2 separate regions of the Homo sapiens genome follow, and region 1 is linked to region 2. Evidence: read pairs that join two places in POLR2A ChIA-PET (ENCODE). Cell type or tissue: PC-3. All regions are shown on one strand. Links, peaks and the distances in the headings refer to the core of each region. The heading gives the core; the rest is flanking DNA. Region 1 holds the start of LOC107985502 (a long non-coding RNA gene). Region 2 overlaps C2CD2 (C2 calcium dependent domain containing 2).

Region 1 (8,351 bases), core at 175-8,174, 130 kb before region 2:
GCCACGAGGCTCGGAAGGTCCCCTGGGCCCCGGCACTATCCTTTACTGGCTGGTAGGGCCGCACTTAGCTTCTCTGAGCCCCAGCTTCCTCCTGGGTGAAATGAGGCTTTATAAAGAAAACCTCACTCACAAGCTATCATCAGGATCAAACAAAACCATGGATGTGAAGCACTTTGTAAAACGGAGCGTGCTTTTAGTTGCCATTGTCACTGTTAATGTCATTGGAAACACTATTCATGGTATTAAAGTAGATCCCGTGCTGACCACCCACTGCTGGGAGGTTAGAATTCCCTGTGCCTCGCCCCTCGGCGTTGGTGGGCGTCCTGCGGCTCGCACATTCCCCTCCCCACCCTTCAGGCAGACACCACCAATCCTTGTGCCTCACAATCATCAGCGTGTGATTATCACAGCCCTCCTGTTCTGACTTCTTAAACCAAGCAAGTTCCAAGCACTGAGACGAGGGATCTGTGGGAGGATCAAGGGATGGGACAACCTTTCCATAACAAAAGGGTAAAAAGATGCTCCAAAATATTGTGCTTTTTTAAATCTGTGGTCCTCAGAGTCCTGCTGCCTCCCCCAAGCAGCACACCTGGGCCCCGTAGCGGGATGGGCCGCTGTCACATCCTCAGGCAGCACAGATGAGCATCAAGGGGCCAGCAGAGACTGACCTACCGTCCACCAGAGCAGGCCCGACAAGTATGGACCAGTTAGTCACTGTTACAGGTGAAATATAATTAATTAAGTCATATTGGACAACTTGGCTTGATTCTGCTTTTGGTGGTAATTACATCACAGACCTGGAGTCTTAGAAGGAAGAGTGACTGTGAACAGAGCCTCCGCTTGTCCTTGGCCCTTGGTGGGGCCACAGCAAAGCATCTGCCTTCTTGATTCACCCCTGCTATCAATTTAAAAACCTGCAGCTGCCACAGGCTCAAGAGCGCAGGGTGCTTTAGACACCTGCTTTCTGACATCTGCAGTATTTCTGTTTATTTCAGATCTCACCCTGCAGGAGAGACTAGCGGGATGGAATGGAGGGAAGAGGTGTGTGTAGCGGGGTGGATGTGGGAATCGGAATTGACCTCAGATGCAGGCACAGCTGAAGGTGCCTCCACGGTGTAAGTTAAAACATGTTAGGAAGGTCACCCCGCCCCCAAATCCATGCCTGCGGGATTGCTCCCCTCCTCCTCCTCATACCTAACCTGGGTGGGACGGCAGTGTGCAGCCACGTGTTGTTTTTACACGGCAAATTAATTGAGACACAAGCTTTTAAATGTCAGAAAAATCTAGCTCCAAATAAGTAAATTAGAACCTTTATGACTCAATAAAATGTTTCACCAAGCATTATTCCTAAGATATTTTCTCATTAAAAAAAATTATGCAGCCGGTGGAGTGGCTCACACCTGTAATCCCAGCACTTTGGGAAGCCAGGGCAGGTGGATCACTTGAGCTCAGGAGTTTGAGACCAGCCTGGGAAACATGGCAAAATCTCGTCTGTACAAAAAAATTAGCCAGGTGTGGTGGCATGTGCCGGTAGTCCCAGCTACTTGGGAGGCTGAGATGGGAGGATTGCTTGGGCCCGGGAGGTCGAGGTTGCAGTGAGCTGATACTGTGCCACTGCACTCCAGCGTGGGTGACAGAGTAAGACCCTGTCTCAAAATAATAATAATAATAATAATAATAATGCACCATTACCAACTTTTCCATTAAACTGACAGAGCCAATCATAGTACATACAAAGAACTTTCATGAGTGTCTTTGCTTCACGTCCCTCTCTTGAAAACCCTATGACAAAGATTTGGGGGCAAGCAGTTGATTTTGGGGGTGATCTCAGGAAGCACAGTGAAGGCAGGAGTGCAGGTACCCTAGAGAGAGGATCCCTGCCAGAGGGAACTTCGGTTCATCCCACTGGGACTGCATTGAGGTCTGAGCAGAACATGCCCCAGAACTGCCCCATGGAGGGAGGAGGGAGCTGGGACATTTATCCAACAACTCTCATCCTCCACACTGGGGGTCACTCCTGGGACCTTACCTTCCTGTCCTTTGTCCTTCAGCCTGCCCTGGGAACAGGGCCAGAGAGAGAACGTCTTCAGGAAAGACAGGCAGGGGGCAGCCCCGGGGGGTGTGGCAGACATCCTGGCCTCCAGCAGGATGAATGACAGTTGGTTTCATCCCCTGCACACAGCAAAGCTTCCATCTGAGTGTGGCTCTGAAGAATGTGGGTGCCACAGAACAGTCGATCAGGGCCACGGAACAGTTACATCAGAGCTGCAGAAGAGTCACATCAGAGCCACAGAACAGTCTCATAGAGCTGGAGAACAGTCTCATAGAGCTGCAGAAGAGTCTCATAGAGCTGCAGAACAGTCTCATAGAGCTGCAGAAGAGTGGCATCAGGGCCGCAGAATAGTCATATCGGGGCCACAGAGCAGTCGCATCAGAGCCGCAGAACAGTCACATCAGGGCCACAGAAGAGTTGCATTGGAGCTGCAGAAGAGTCACTTCAGAGCCACAGAACAGACACATAAGAGCCACAGAAGAGTCACATCAGAGCCACAGAGCAGTCACATCAGAGCCACAGAACAGTCGTATCAGGGCCACAGAACAGTCACATGGGGTTCTCTGAGGCGCCCCTCCTTCTTTCTGCTGCACTCCCTGCTTCCCCACCATCACTCACCCCAGGAGAAGCGGGAATAGGAGCTCACAGCCCCTTGACCCCACAACTCACTTCTCTGTGCCTGCCTCTCTCCTTCAAGGGACCCCAAGGTCTCCCAGTTGTTCATGCTGGAGACTAGAGGCCCCTGGGGCCTGCCCTGTGCCTCTTCCAGCACTTTCAATCAGCCTCTGGCCCTGGGGCACCCAGGACCTTCTGATCATTCTCCGTTCTTTCTCCATTCAGCCTCCCTGCTCTCCTGGCCATCGCTCTTGCCCAAGCTGCTACCTTCCTTCCCTCCAGAGAGAAGGCAGTGACCACTCGCTGGCGTCCACTCCCCATTTCAGTCCACACTGCTTCATGCCCCAGCCTGGGCCTGGCATTGTGGTGCTCCAGGAGCAGTTCCCAGACAGATAAGTGAACGAGCAGTCGGACGTCCTTTCAAACGTATCTGGAATGTGGCGTCCTGCCCTGTGGTAAGCAAAAGCACATACACATCTGCACACACACAGACACAGTCCATTCCCTGCCACTCAGGTGTCTACTCTCAGCCTAAACATCACACTCATGGATGGCCTCACTGGCCCTGAAACCATATGGGCCCTGCCGCGCTGCCCTGAACCTTCTCATCATACCCCTCATCACAATGGAATTAGATGTTTGCATAGTTCTGTATTTGGTAGTCTCCATGACACTGTAAACTCCTAGTGGGCCGGAATAACCACAGAATCCCTAGCCCCTGCTACCAAGCAAGGACTCAACCACGCATCCAGTGATGACGCAAGAATGAGTCAAAAGGAATTTGAAGAGGTGGCTGCAGCTGGTCCTCTGAGCATGGAGGGCTCCCTCCGGCATCATTAGGGTCGGGGTTTCAAAGGAGTGGAGAGCTCAAAGCTACCATCGTGGAAAACAGGGACTTGGAAGCAAAAGGGACAGAAGCCCGCTGGGCATGGCAGAAGGGGCTCAAGGTCACCAGACACAGGGAGCTTGGCCCCTGCTCTGTCACTCACGACCAAGGAGGGGGTCTTTGTCAAGACATCAACTCAGAACATAGATGGCAAAGCACGTGAGGCAGAGAGCCTCAGTGAAGAAGCACCGCCTCCTCTTCCAGCTGCTGAACAGACTCCAAGCAACTGAGCCCCTCAGAGGGAGGGGCCTCTCAGCGCCAGAGCCCCAGGGAACAGTGCGGCAGGCTGAAACCCAGCAATGAGGCCCCAGGGCTGCTGGGGAAGTTTCAAGGGCTCGGCCAACCTCCAGGGCCTGGAGTTGTGAAGGCTCCTGTGAGACATCCAGAGACAACTTGCAGAGATAAGCAGGGCCGCCTGACAAGGGGGGCCACGGCATTCGCCCTCCTCCCCAGCAGACTCCGAAATGGCGGCAAAAAGAAAACGTGGGCATCCAGCGTCTCAGGATGGGGAGGGGCAGGTCATGTGGGCAGGTCTCCTCACCTGCTCATGACAGGTGAGGAGAGGCTGGAGCTCCATCAGAACTAGTGGCCAGGACACCCCCAGCAGCCGCCCTGCAGCCAGCCCAGGGCACCTGGCCCAAGCTCCAACCTGGCCAGGGTTGGGCAAGATGACCCCCCCACACACACAAGAATTGGGAAACTCCCTGGATAAGTTTCAACCAGAGAGTCAGAGAAGAACCGTGGAAAACAGACCTGGGTCTGTTGATACTGTGGGAAGGACAGTGTCCTCCAGAACTAGTGACTTTCGGGATCTTACAGCTTCCTTTCTTGTGAAACCTTGCCTGTTTCCCTGCCTTTGCCAAGGGTAAAACCCATGTGTCAGTTTCCCGTCACTGCTGTAACAAAGCACACAAGCTCAAGGGCTTGCAGGACATATGCTTATTACCTGCTACAGACTGAGTGTGTCCCACCCAAATTCACGTGTTGAAATCTTAACCCCCAAGGTGCTGGTATTAGGAGATGGAGCCTTTGGGAGGTGATTAGTTCATAGGGATGAGGCTCTCATGAACGGCATTAATGCCCTTATAAAAGGGACCCTAGAAAGAGACTTTTCACCCCCTCCACCATGTGGGGACACAGTGAGAAGATGCCAGCTATAAACCAGGAAGTGGCCCTCGCCAGACATTAAATCTGCCAGCGCCTTGATCTCAGACTTCCCAGCCTCCAGAACTGTGAGAAATGAACATCTGTTGTTTATAAACTGCCCAGTCTATGGTGTTTTGTTACAGCAGCCCAGGCAGAATAACATGTTACCCTGCAGTTCCCGATGTCAGAAGTCTAAAATCAAGGTGTCAGCAGCGCCGTGTTCCTTTTGGAGTTTCAGGGGAGGATCCATTTCCTGCTTTTTTGGCTCCTAGACGCTGCCTGCATCCCTTGGCTCGTGGCCCCTCCTCCATCTTCAAGGCCAGAGGGCAGCCAGCCTCTTCAAACTTCTCTCCAGCTCTGATCTCCACTTCCTTCAATGACCCTCCTGCCCTCCTTCTTTCCCTGCTTGGACCCTTGTGATGACATTTGGGGCCCACCTGGATATCCAGGAAAATCTCTCCAGCTCAAGATCCTTCACTTAGTCACCTCTCCCAAGTGCCTTTGCCTTCTGGGGTCACATATCTGGGGATGAGGATGCAGACATCTTGGGGGGCCTTTATTCAGTCTACCACAGAATGAACAGTCATTTGTGTGCTTGTTCTCAAGACGTCAGAGTGTAGAAGGCCGTGAGGGGCTTGAATGCAGCTCCGGGATTGTGGGGCTGAGGGCAGGGGCCGGGGACCCAAGGAAGGGAGAGCCACAGGCCAATGGGAAGGAAAAGAACAGCAAGCTAGGAGCTGGGTGGAATTGAGAACGACCCCATCATTCAGCCGGCAGGCAGCCAGGGTTCACCAGCTTGGATATAGGCAGGATTCAGGCAATACACTCTGGAAGGCCATCTCTACCGGCAGGGTCACCGTCATCTTCCTAACGCCATGGCGAAAGGAATGACTTCTCATTTATCCTAAGTGCATCTGACAGGCTTTCGGGCCTGTTTCCATTCTCTAAGACCCAGAGTACATGGCTCCAAATAGAAAGAACAAGATTCATGCAAAGAATGAAAGTGATGGATGGAGTTTAACATCGGCTTAGGAAGACGAAGCTGGCTGTCAAGCCATGTTCCTAACCAAGCTCGATGCTGAAAGGTGGAGTCTGTTTATATTCCTGCCACGCATTTGTTCAGTTGCACAATGGTCACTGCCAGCACAGCTCAGACCTTTGATCAGCTCCCGGGGACTCGGGCCTCTTTTTCTCCCCTTCTGCTGGGAAGAGCCGTCGCAACGGGGCATTTGTGGCAGACTCTTCCTGAGATTAAGTGACAACTGGTGGGAGGGGCCGTGGCAGCATGTCTTCCGGGGAACAGGAGAGCTCCCAGTTGGGCCCTGGGGACTGTGACCCTCCCTGCTACCTCCAGACCCGTCCTCCCAACCCTGCCACTTTTGTTTGTTCCTTGATTCTTTCTGTTGTAATGGCTTTATTGCGATATACCGCACATGCTATTCAATTCACCCATTTAAAGTGTACAATTCACTTTTTAGCATGGAGTTGTGTGACCATCCCCGCCGTCCATTTTATAACATTTTCATCACCCCCAAAAAGAAGCCCCTTTAGCTGTCACTTCCTCAATCCTCCTAATCTCCTTTTCACCCTGCGCCCTAAGCAACCACTTATCTGCTTTCTGTTTCCACGAATTTGCATATTCTGGACGTGTCATGTAAATTGAGCCATACAATTTTGGGTCTTCTGTATCTGTTTCTTTTACTTAGCCCAATATTTTCTTTTCTTTTTTAATTTAATTTTTTTTATTTTACTTAAAGTTCCGGGTTACGAGTGCAGAACATGCAGGTTTGTTACATAGGTATACATGTGACATGGTGGTTTGCTGCACCTATCAACCTGTCATCTAGGTTTTAAGCCCCACATGCATTAGGTATTTGTCCTAATGCTCTCCCTCCCCTTCCCCCCACCTTACAACAGGCCCCAGTGTGTGATGTTCCCCTCCTGTGCCCACGTGTTCTCATTGTTCAACTCCCATTTATGAGTGAGAATATGCGGTGTCTGGTTTTCTGTTCCTGTGCTGATTTGCTGAGAAAGATGGCTTCCACCTTCATCCATGTCCCTGCAAAGGACATGAACTCATTCTTTTTTATGGCTATATAGTATTCCGTGGTGTATATGTGCCACATTTTCTTTATCCAGTCTATCATTAATGGGCATTTGGGTTGGTTCCAAGTCTTTGCTATTGTAAATAGTGCTGCCATAAACATATGTGTGCATGTGTCTTTATAGTAGAATGATTTATAATCCTTTGAGTATATACCCAGTAATGGAATTGCTGGGTCAAATGATATTTCTGGTTCTAGATCCTTGAGAAATCTCCACACTGTTTTCCACAATGGTTGAACTAATTTACATTCCCACCAACAGTGTAAAAGTGTTCCTATTTCTCCACAGCCTCGCCAGCACCTGTTGTTTCCTAACTTTTTAATAATCACCATTCTAACTGGCATGAGATGGTATCTCATTGTGGTTTCAATTTGCATCTCTCTAATGACCAGTGATGATGAGTTGTTTTTCATATGTTTGTTTGCTACATAAATGTCTTCTTTTGAGAGGTGTCTGTTCATATCCTTTGCCCACTTTTTGATGGGGTTGTTTGTTTTTTTCTTGTAAGTTTGCTTAAGTTCCTTCTAGATTATGGATATTTGACTTTTGTCAGATGGGTAGCTTGCAAAAATTTTCTTCCATTCTGTAGGTTGTCTGTTTACTCTGATGATAGTTTCTTTTGCCGTTAGCACAATTTTTCCAAGGTTCACCCATGCTGTAGCATGTACCTGTACTCCATTCCTTTTCATGGCTGAATACTATTTCACTCTATGGACGTCCTGCATTTTGCCTACCCATGCATCTGTTATTGGACTTTTGGATTGTTTCTACCTCTTCACTACTGTGTTGCAGGCCTGGTTTCTTGACTTCTGATTCATCAAAAAAGAATTGTGTTTGTTTGCAGTGGAGACAGTGCCTTTGTCTGACCTGACACCAGCTGAAAGGTGCTGACATGAGTGCCTTCTCTGCCTTCCTAGAAAGGAGCTGCAGGGGCACCACAGTTCCTGATGAGGCACCCCAGCACTCTCAACTCTTGGAGCCTGTGGCTAGCGCCTTGCTTCACATACTATCTAAGGACGTGCACAAGAGTGGGGGAAGCTGCACCCAGGTCCTGCCCCCGATCGTGCTGGGCATCAGTTCAAATCCTGGAGGAGGGTGTCTAGCAGCCCCGGTGGGGTTGAAGGCAGCCACCCTGGGCCTCCACAGCCCCGTGACTATGTGATATGGTTTGGCTCTGTGTCCCCACCCAAATCTCATCTTGTAGCTCCCATAATTCCCACATGTTGTGGAAGCAACCCAGTGGGAGATGATTGAATCATGGGGGCAGGTCTTTCCTGTGCTGTTCTCCTGATAGTGAATGAGTCTCACAAGATCTGATGGTTTTATTTTATTGTATTGAGACAGAGTCTCACTCTGTTGCCCAGGTTGGAGTGAAGTGGCACTATCTCAGCTCACTCCAACCTCCACCTCCCAGGTCCAAGTGATTCTTGTGCCTCAGCCTCCCCAGTAGTTGGGATTACAGATGTGTGCCAACATGCCCAGATAATTTTTGGTATTTTTTAGTAGAGATGGGGTTTCACCATGTTGGCCAGGCTGGTCTCGAAC
Region 2 (8,308 bases), core at 275-8,274:
TTGGGGGGCCGAGGTGGGAGGATGGCTTGAGCTCAGGAGTTCGACACCAGCCTGGGCAACGTAGCAAGACTTCATCTCTACTTTTTTTTTTTTTTTTAATGCCTTTGTAATGAAAATAAATAGGTTACGAAGGAGGAGGGAGGTATATCATGTTCCGTATTTTGTCTTTAGGTCATTATATAGCTGTGCTTTCAATATGGCAGCGACTGGCCACATGTGTCTCTTTAAATTAAATTAATGGAAATTTTTTAAAATGACGTTCAGTTCCTCAGCTTGCACTGGCCACCTCTCCAGTGCTCCGTGCCTACCGCATTTGACAGCTTCTCTGTCACTGCCATCACAGAACATCCTGTTGACTACTCTGGAAGGCTAGTCACCGAATATTAACAGTAACTGTTTCCGAATGGGGAGGTTGCAGATAACTCTTTCCCTTTTTTTGCTTATATGTCTTGGTAGTTTGTTAAATATTGACATCTTTGTCTTCCTTTCTATAATCAGAAAAAACACTCTATTTCATAAAAAGAATCAAGCATTGCATTTTTTAGGACTCATAACTTGTTTCTCTTCCAAAGCGAGTTGAATGCCAAGTCGAAGGAGTTACACCTGCAGATTTCAGAGGCTGGGCGATCCTCAGAAGGTGGGTTGAGCAGGAGGACAGAGGCCTCGCCCTCTGGAAAGGTCCTCCGCTGCATGACCTCGGCCTCAGGAAAAGGGCGGTGGGAGATCCAGCAGAGGAAGCTGACCCCTCCTCTAAATGACTTTGGTTTTCCCATGGGAATGTTTGGTCGAAAGGCAATTTGAGTTATTAACAAGGTCATACATTTTGGGGAAATGTTCAACTGGATTTTTTGTTTGTTTTTTTAAAAAAATCCAAAATCTTTTATGCAACAATTCTTGGCATAGAGAAGTAGTTCTGAACCCTCTTAGCTCCAAGAGACCTCCTTTTTTTGGAAAACAAAAACAAAAACAAAACCTTTTAACTGTAGTAAGATAAACAACATAAAATGTATCGTCTTAACCATTTCTAAGTACATAGTTCAGGGGCAGTAAGTACATTCACACGGTTGTGCAACCATCACCCCCATCTATCTCCAGAGCTTTTTTCATCCCTACTCTACTGCCTGTATGAATTTCACTGGGTTTTTCCTTGTAAAATAAACTACAGAGGTTTACATTGAACTCAGGATTTATACACAAGAAAGCAACAATTAGAGGTAAAGTCACTAAAACACTAAAATGAACGTGGGCCTGTATGTGTGTGTGTGTACACATCAGTAGTTTCAATATTTGTTAGGTTTTTAAAGATACAAATATTTTCTTAGATTGTAAAACTCTCCCCATAAACATACCAAAATTGGGAAGCCCTTGCCCAGCCTATCCAGCAATAAAATCAAGCCATTTGGTTACCTCCTAAAGTGAGAAAGTTGTTATTTCTCCCAGTTAACTAGTTTTATATCCTAGTTGTTAGCAAGAATCCTGAGGCGACTTCCTTGATTTTGGAGTCCCGAGAAAACTGGGATGCCCGTGAGATAAGAGTCCTGAGAGAGAAGCCTAACGCAGGTCGGGGACCTGCACAGCATGGGGGTGCTGTTTACCTGGAGAGAAGTCAACTTCTGATCCCATTCCTGGGTCCCCACTCCTTCTGGCCTCACTCAAATTTCGTTCCAGCCCAGCCTGATGGAATCCATGAAATTTCGAACTTTACAAAAACAATGCAAAGAACAGCCACATAACCTTTACTCAAACTCACGTATCCTTAACATTTGCCCAGTTTCCTCTACTATTTGTGCTCATGCTTGGTCTCTCTCTCCCTCCCCTTACTCATTTTCTTTTACACACACACACACACACAACTTGAGGGTAAATTGTATGCATCTTGGCCCTTTATCCTCAATTCTTTAGTGTGTATTTTCCCAGGAATGGAGATACTCTCTGCTGTGTCCACGGTACAGTTGTCAGCTCCCTGAATTTACATTGCTGCAATTCCTTAGCTTATGCCCATCTTCCAGTTTTTGTCACTGGACGACCCCGTGATGTCCTTCAGAGCAGTGACCTTTCCACTCCGGCACAGGGCCGGACATTGCCTGCCTGTCTTATTGCTTTAGCATCCTCTGTCCTGCAGCGTTTCCACAGCCTTTCTTTGTCTTTTATGGCATCGACATTTTTCAAACATTCTGAAACGTGAGCACTTCCCCGTGGGCTGGATGCACGGGAGGAGCGTGTTCCGGCTGCTGGGCGTGTGGGCCTTTCCGTCCTCACGGAAGCCCGGGAAACATCAGCGGCACCCCTTGCCTGTCTCCTATCTTTTCAGGTCTGCTGGCGACGGCGACAGTTCCTCTGGACTTATTTAAGAAGCAGCCTTCTGGGCCACAGAGCTTCACGCTGACCAGCGGGTCTGCCTGCGGCAGCTCGGTGCTGGGCTCGGTCACGGCAGAGGTAGGGCGAGGCTGTCCGCCGCGGCCGGGTTCCGGCTTGGGGCACTTACCCAAGGAGCGTCTTCACTTATGTCTGCAGAGTCTCACTCCTGCCTCTGTGTGAAATAAGACCTCCTCCAAGAGGAGATGCTGTTTCATCGTACGCAGGACCAGACTCGAATAGAGCACGTTCTGTCCACTGTACAATTGAGTTGTCTGCTGGAGGAGATAACTGTTCAGGATGCCATTTTATGGACCTACCCCAAAAAGGCCTTTGAAAGTTTTGCTTGGTTCCCCAGCTTCTATTCTGTTGCCATCATTACGTGTTGAGCTGGCTGTGCGTAAGGTTGGGTCTGTGTCCATTCTGGGAATATCCAGGTTAATTGGAGATGCTAAGTGACCTTAAGGGAAGGAATTATGAATTATGGTTATTTCACAAGAAGGCAGTGTTACCTGGCTGATCAGCCTGGGCAACTTCCACAAAACCAGAAACAAGTAACGCGTCTTCTCTGCAGTTCTCTTACATGGAACCTGGTGAATTGAAATCCTGGCCCATCCCTCCCCCTGTTCCTGCTGCAAAAATAGAAAAGGACCGCACGGTGATGCCCTGTGGGACTGTGGTCACTACTGTCACTGCTGTGAAGACCAAGCCTCGCGTCGACGTGGGGAGGGCGTCCCCGCTGAGCTCTGGTGAGACAACAGGAACGCAGTCGAGGAACTTTCTGCATGACGCCTGCCTGTAACCACCTTGCCCCCACAACTGCAGAGTTCTGGAGCCTGCAGCGCCGAGTGTTAGGAAATTCTCACAGCACAGGAAGGGTGCTAATTGGCCACACTTGTGCTTAGTTTGTTGTTGTTATCGGATGACAGTTATCTTTCTCTTCTGCCAAACACATATGCAATAAACTGAAACAAGGTTCAATTCCCATGGTATATTCTGAAGCTAAAATCTAGATAGTGTAAATAGTTGCCCTTAGGTGTAACTCCAACTAAGTTAAATTAAGAACTCAATGATAGGGCTGGGTGCAGTGTCTCACTCCTGTAATCCCAGCACTTTGGGAAGCCGAGGCGGGCAGATCACCTGAGGTCAGGAGTCTGAGACCAGCCTGACCAACGTGGTGAAACCCCATCTCTACTAAAAATACAAAATTAACTGGGCGTGGTGGCACGTGCGTGGAGTCCTAGCCACTCTGGAGGCCGAGGCAGGAGAATTGCTTGAACCCAGGAGGCAGAGGTTGCAGTGAGCTGAGATCACACCATTGCACTACAGCCTGGACAACAAGAGCAAATTTCAAAGAAAAAAGCAAAAACAAAACAAAACAAAACACGAACTCTATTACCTGTATGTGGGGACAGCACACGCTTTTTTCTTGAAAAATTCAAAGTGAGTGGTCCTTGTAGACTTTCTTCTGTGAAAAATCGTTTGCTAGAAGGCTTGACGGACTGTCATTTGAGATCCAGCTGAATTCTGTACCTGTCTCCACAGGCACTGCCTTGGAGACAGAAGTTTCTGTATAAGCGTATGCTTTATTTCTCAAAATTCATACTGCATCTCTGCTTGGGCAAAAGCATTATCCTCCCAGAGTGCATGAGTTGGCACAGTTCAGGGATGCAAAATAGAATGGGAAATTCTGGCTTAGTTAAAATGTTTCTGAAATTTTATTTCAACCTGGACTCCAGACACCACTCTTGCCCCTCCTCCCCTCAAAACAGCTTTCGTTAAGCTTTGCCTTTACCAACTGCACACACCAGAGTTGCAGTGAGGGCTGTCCTTTCACTTTTCGGTAACTGTTGATCCAGTCAGCCACGGGGCCGCTTTTGTAATCAGGATCTTCCTCTGGCAGATTCTCCGGTGAAGACTCCCATCAAGGTGAAGGTGATCGAGAAGGACATCTCTGTCCAGGCCATCGCCTGCCGCAGCGCCCCCGTCAGCAAAACACTCTCTTCTTCAGACACAGGTAACTGAGACACGCCCACGTCGCTCTCCCTCTTAGCACCTTTGGGCCTTTTGGGCTGTTCTGATATGAAGTATTTTCCTTTCAGAATTTGGAAAAAGTTGTTTTGGGCCTGGTGTGGTGGCTCACACCCGTAATCTCAGCACTTTGGGAGGCTGAGGCGGGTGGATCACTTGAGGTCAGGAATTTGAGACCAGCCTGGCCAACATGGCAAAACCCCATCTCTACTAAAAATACAAAAATTAGCTGGGCGTGGTGGCGCATGCCAGTAATCCCAGCTACTCAAGAGGCTTAGGCAGGAGAATCGCTTGAACCTGGGAGGCAGAGGTTGCAGTGAGCCGAGATTGCACCACTGCACTCCAACCTGGGTGACAGAGCGAGACCCTGTCTCTTAAAAAAAAAAAAAAAAAAAAAAAGTTTTGATTTGCTTTTGTTTTGTTAATGAGTGATGAGTGAAGGAGAGGGAGAAAAGGGAACTCCAAATTGATCAGAGACCAGGAGCGGCATTCATATTCCTGCTACATTTTAGGGAATGCTTTAACAAAATAAAAAGCCAACTGAGACTTTACATTTTAAATTTTCTGTTCATTTTTCTCTTGCACAACACGCTAGCTACATTAATAGCAAATAAGTAGGACTCAGGACATCGTCCTCACCGTCACTTTAATTTTATTCACCACTTTCTGCTTACACCAGCTTAGTAGAAGTAGTTTTCCCTTCCACTAGGAAATGGTCACTACGAATAGGAAATGCAAATTCCCTATTTTATGGTCAGTTTCAGGTAATAGACTTTTTGAAGAGATGTCTTACTGACTCATTAAATCACTGCGCAATCTAAATTTGGGGATTAACTTTCTCCCTTTGCCTCCTCGTGACCTGCTCTCAGGGGCAATGGATGCTTCCTTCTTGCTTAGCTCTCCCACATTCGCTGAGTCCTGTGTCTGACCTTGCCCAGGTCAACAACTGGGCAAGGTGGGGCAGTCAGGGGAGTGGAAAGTTCTCACTGGAGGGGCACTGTCTTAACATGGTGTTGGATTCTCAGCCTGGTGAAAGTTCATAACTGCCTCCTCCTCTTGTGGGAGGTTTTATGGTTTTTTGGATACTACCCCGCTGGGTCCCCCACCTGCAGTTCTGGGACGCAGGCCCTGCCCCTCCTTTCGTTACCAGAAAAGGATCTTGATCTAGACCCCAAGAGAGGGTTCTTGGATCTGGTGCAAGAAAGAATTCGGGGCGAGTCCACAGAGTAAATTGAAAACAAGTTATTAAGAAAGTAAAGGAATAAAAGAATGGCTACTCTGTAGGCAGAGAACCCGTACGGGCTGCTGGTTGGCTCTTTTTCTGGTTCTTTCTTGATCATATGTTAAACAAGTGGTGGATTATTCACGAGTTTTCTACGAGGGGCGGCGATTTCTCAGAACTGAGCATTCCTCCCCTTTTCAGACCACGTAGGGTAACTTCTTGCCTTTGCCATGGCAGTTGCAAACTGTCATGGTGCTGGTGGGAGTGTCTTTTAGCATGCTAATGCGTTATCCTCAGTGTATCATCGGCAGTGAGGACAGCCAGAGGTCACTCTCATTGCCGTCTTGGTTTTGGTAGGTTGTGGCCGGCTTCTTTACCACATCCTGTTTTATCAGCAGGGTCCTTGTGACCTGTGTCTTGTGCCGACCTCCTAGCTCACCCTGTGAGTAAGGGCACCTCACCTCCTGGGAGTGCAGCCCAGGGGATCCCAGCCTCATTTTGCCCAGCCCTTATTTGAGCTGGAGCCGCTCTGGTACTAATGCCGCTGATGCTTTTGCCGCTGCCCCTGATGCCCCTTCCTCAGTTTCTTCCCCTGGCAGTGCCCCCACTGCCCATGCTGCGGGGTCCTGTCACGTGGGCAGGATCCCTCTTAAAAGACCTAGGCTGATGTTCCCACTGTGGGTTCTGATGCATGGTCCATGGAGCCGGCCCCCAGGCTCACCTGCCACGGTGCAGGCTGCACCTGGCACCTGGACCGGGCTCTCGGGGGACTGAACAGAAGCACTGGGCCTGGCGTGAGGAGGACGTGCTCCCGACACGTCTCCCTTGGTGGCTTTGGGAATTACAGCACAGCTTTCTCCTAAGGAGTCCTCCCCAACTCCTTTCTCCAGCACTTCTCTCTTCTCAGTGTGGGTCAGTGGCTAAACAAAAATCTGTTCCTCTACTCACAACACTCCTGACGCCAAATGTGTAGATTTTCTATGGCAAGCAATTTTCTGTTTCTCTGCAGACACCAACTGGGTGTCCTACAATTTAATTCAATTCTGGCATTACCTGGAGTTAGCTCAGATCCCACAGGTGAAAGGCTCAGCCCCACAAAACCACCCTTCCACTTTAGATGTCAGGTGCAAATAGTGGGTCCCCAGGTTACCACACTTTTGTCCCACTTGGCTACAAATTGGGGTTTCCATGACACACTCCTCGGGTTCCGTAATTTGCTATAATGGCTCACAGAACTCAGAGAAACACTTTACTTGGGTTTACCAGTTTATTATCACACAAATGCACAGCCAGATGAAGGGGCTCAGGGCACAGTCTGGGAGGGTCCTGAGTGTGGGAGCTTTGATCTCCGTGGAGTCGCCCCTTTCCCAGTACGTGCATGCGTTGGTTCACAACCTGGACGCTCCCTGAGCCCTGTCATTTAGGGGGTTTATGGTGCTTCTATAAGTAGGTATGTAGGCATGATTGATTCACTTATTGGCCTTTGGTGATTTGAGCTCAATCTCTAGCCCCTTTCCCTTCCCCACAGGCGAGAGGAGGGCAGAAAGTTCCAGCCTTCTAACCACAGGGTTGGTGCCTCTGACATCCAGTGCCCGTCCTCATTAGCATTCACTCGGATGGGGTGCAGGGGCTTATTAGGAATGAGAAGGATGCCCCAGCTCCGTGGCTCTGGAATTCAAAGGATTTTTTTTTTTGTTCTCTGTGCCAGGAACCAGGGAGGAAGACCAAGTATCTATTTATTATTCCCCAGTGTCACTGTTGTCACCGGTTCTTGGCCTCTGTGGTCTTATCTTGACTCCCTTTGGAAATGCAGCATCTGTAAGCCTCAGGCCATGGCCAAAACCGAGACAGAAGTTCCTTTTACCATCCTGCTACTTTAATAGCTTTGCCATTTTGACTTTACCTGAGCAGGAAAGTGTAAGTTACAAGCATCAGCTCTGAGTCAGAGAGACCTGCTGGTCATCTCAGCTCTGGGGCCTCCTGGCTGCTGGACATACTCCTCAATGGTCAAATGGGATAAAAGGAAGGACCTGCTCATGGGGTGTGGAATAGGAGTAAATGAGAGAATGTGCACAGAGCTCTGTCTCTGAACAGCACCTGGTTTGCCGTAAGCATTCTATTGATGTTGGCTGGTGTGTGTTGTTATTAACCTGGGGAAGGAGGTGCTTTTATTAACTGGCCCTTCATAGCTCTAGTTACTATTCTATGTATTTAGGCACTCTTGGGAGGGAAAAGGAGTCACTACCTTGCCTTTCAAAGTTCAAAATCTTCCAAAGGGTTAGATATTTTTTTTTTGTTGTTTGCTTGCTTTTGCCATTTTCCATCAACTCTATTCAGGTATAACTTAAATAAATAAAATCGGTGAATCTTAAGCAGACACTTCAGTGAGTATCTTGTAACCACCCAGGGAATCAAGCTGTAGACCAGGGGTCAGCAAACAGCAAACTATGGCCCATAGGAAAAATCTGGCCCGTCACTTGTTTTTGTAAATAAAGTTTTACTGAAACCCAGCCATGCTCATTTATTTACCTGTGGTCTCTAGCTGGTTTCACTCTATAAAAGCTGCATTGAGAAGTTGTTGCAGAGACCACCAACAAAGCCTAAACAATTGACCCTTTGGCCCCTTTTAGAAAATATCTGCTAACCATTGCTTATCGACCATTTCCATTATCCCTGGAAGTTCCCATGGAAGTCTTTAAT

The links. ChIA-PET counts read pairs that join two places held together with the same protein. Peaks named below come from ENCODE experiments on the same cell type or tissue, not always from the same donor. Only the 100,000 strongest peaks of a DNase experiment are listed, where the experiment ranks them.
Region 1: POLR2A ChIA-PET joins it to region 2 with 14 read pairs; 2 of 35 experiments call an interaction of 5 or more read pairs at or near these places.

Annotation. Positions count from the first base shown.
Region 1 is chr21:42,035,661-42,044,011 of GRCh38, reverse strand. It overlaps LOC107985502 (a long non-coding RNA gene), which reads right to left and starts at 3,353. Exons shown (of 2, transcript XR_001755063.3): 1 at 2,030-3,353. RefSeq lists enhancers at 1-124, 2,507-3,010, 3,517-4,020. In PC-3, for the core only: no CTCF peak of the experiment used is centred there; DNase peaks (open chromatin) are centred at 3,271 and 4,351; H3K27ac peaks cover 2,917 bases.
Region 2 is chr21:41,901,788-41,910,095 of GRCh38, reverse strand. It overlaps C2CD2 (C2 calcium dependent domain containing 2), which reads left to right. Exons shown (of 14, transcript NM_015500.2): 8 at 573-637; 9 at 2,312-2,436; 10 at 2,930-3,104; 11 at 4,259-4,372. Among named protein-coding and RNA genes, the nearest start is that of PRDM15, 27 kb to the right of the region's middle. In PC-3, for the core only: no CTCF peak of the experiment used is centred there; no DNase peak of the experiment used is centred there.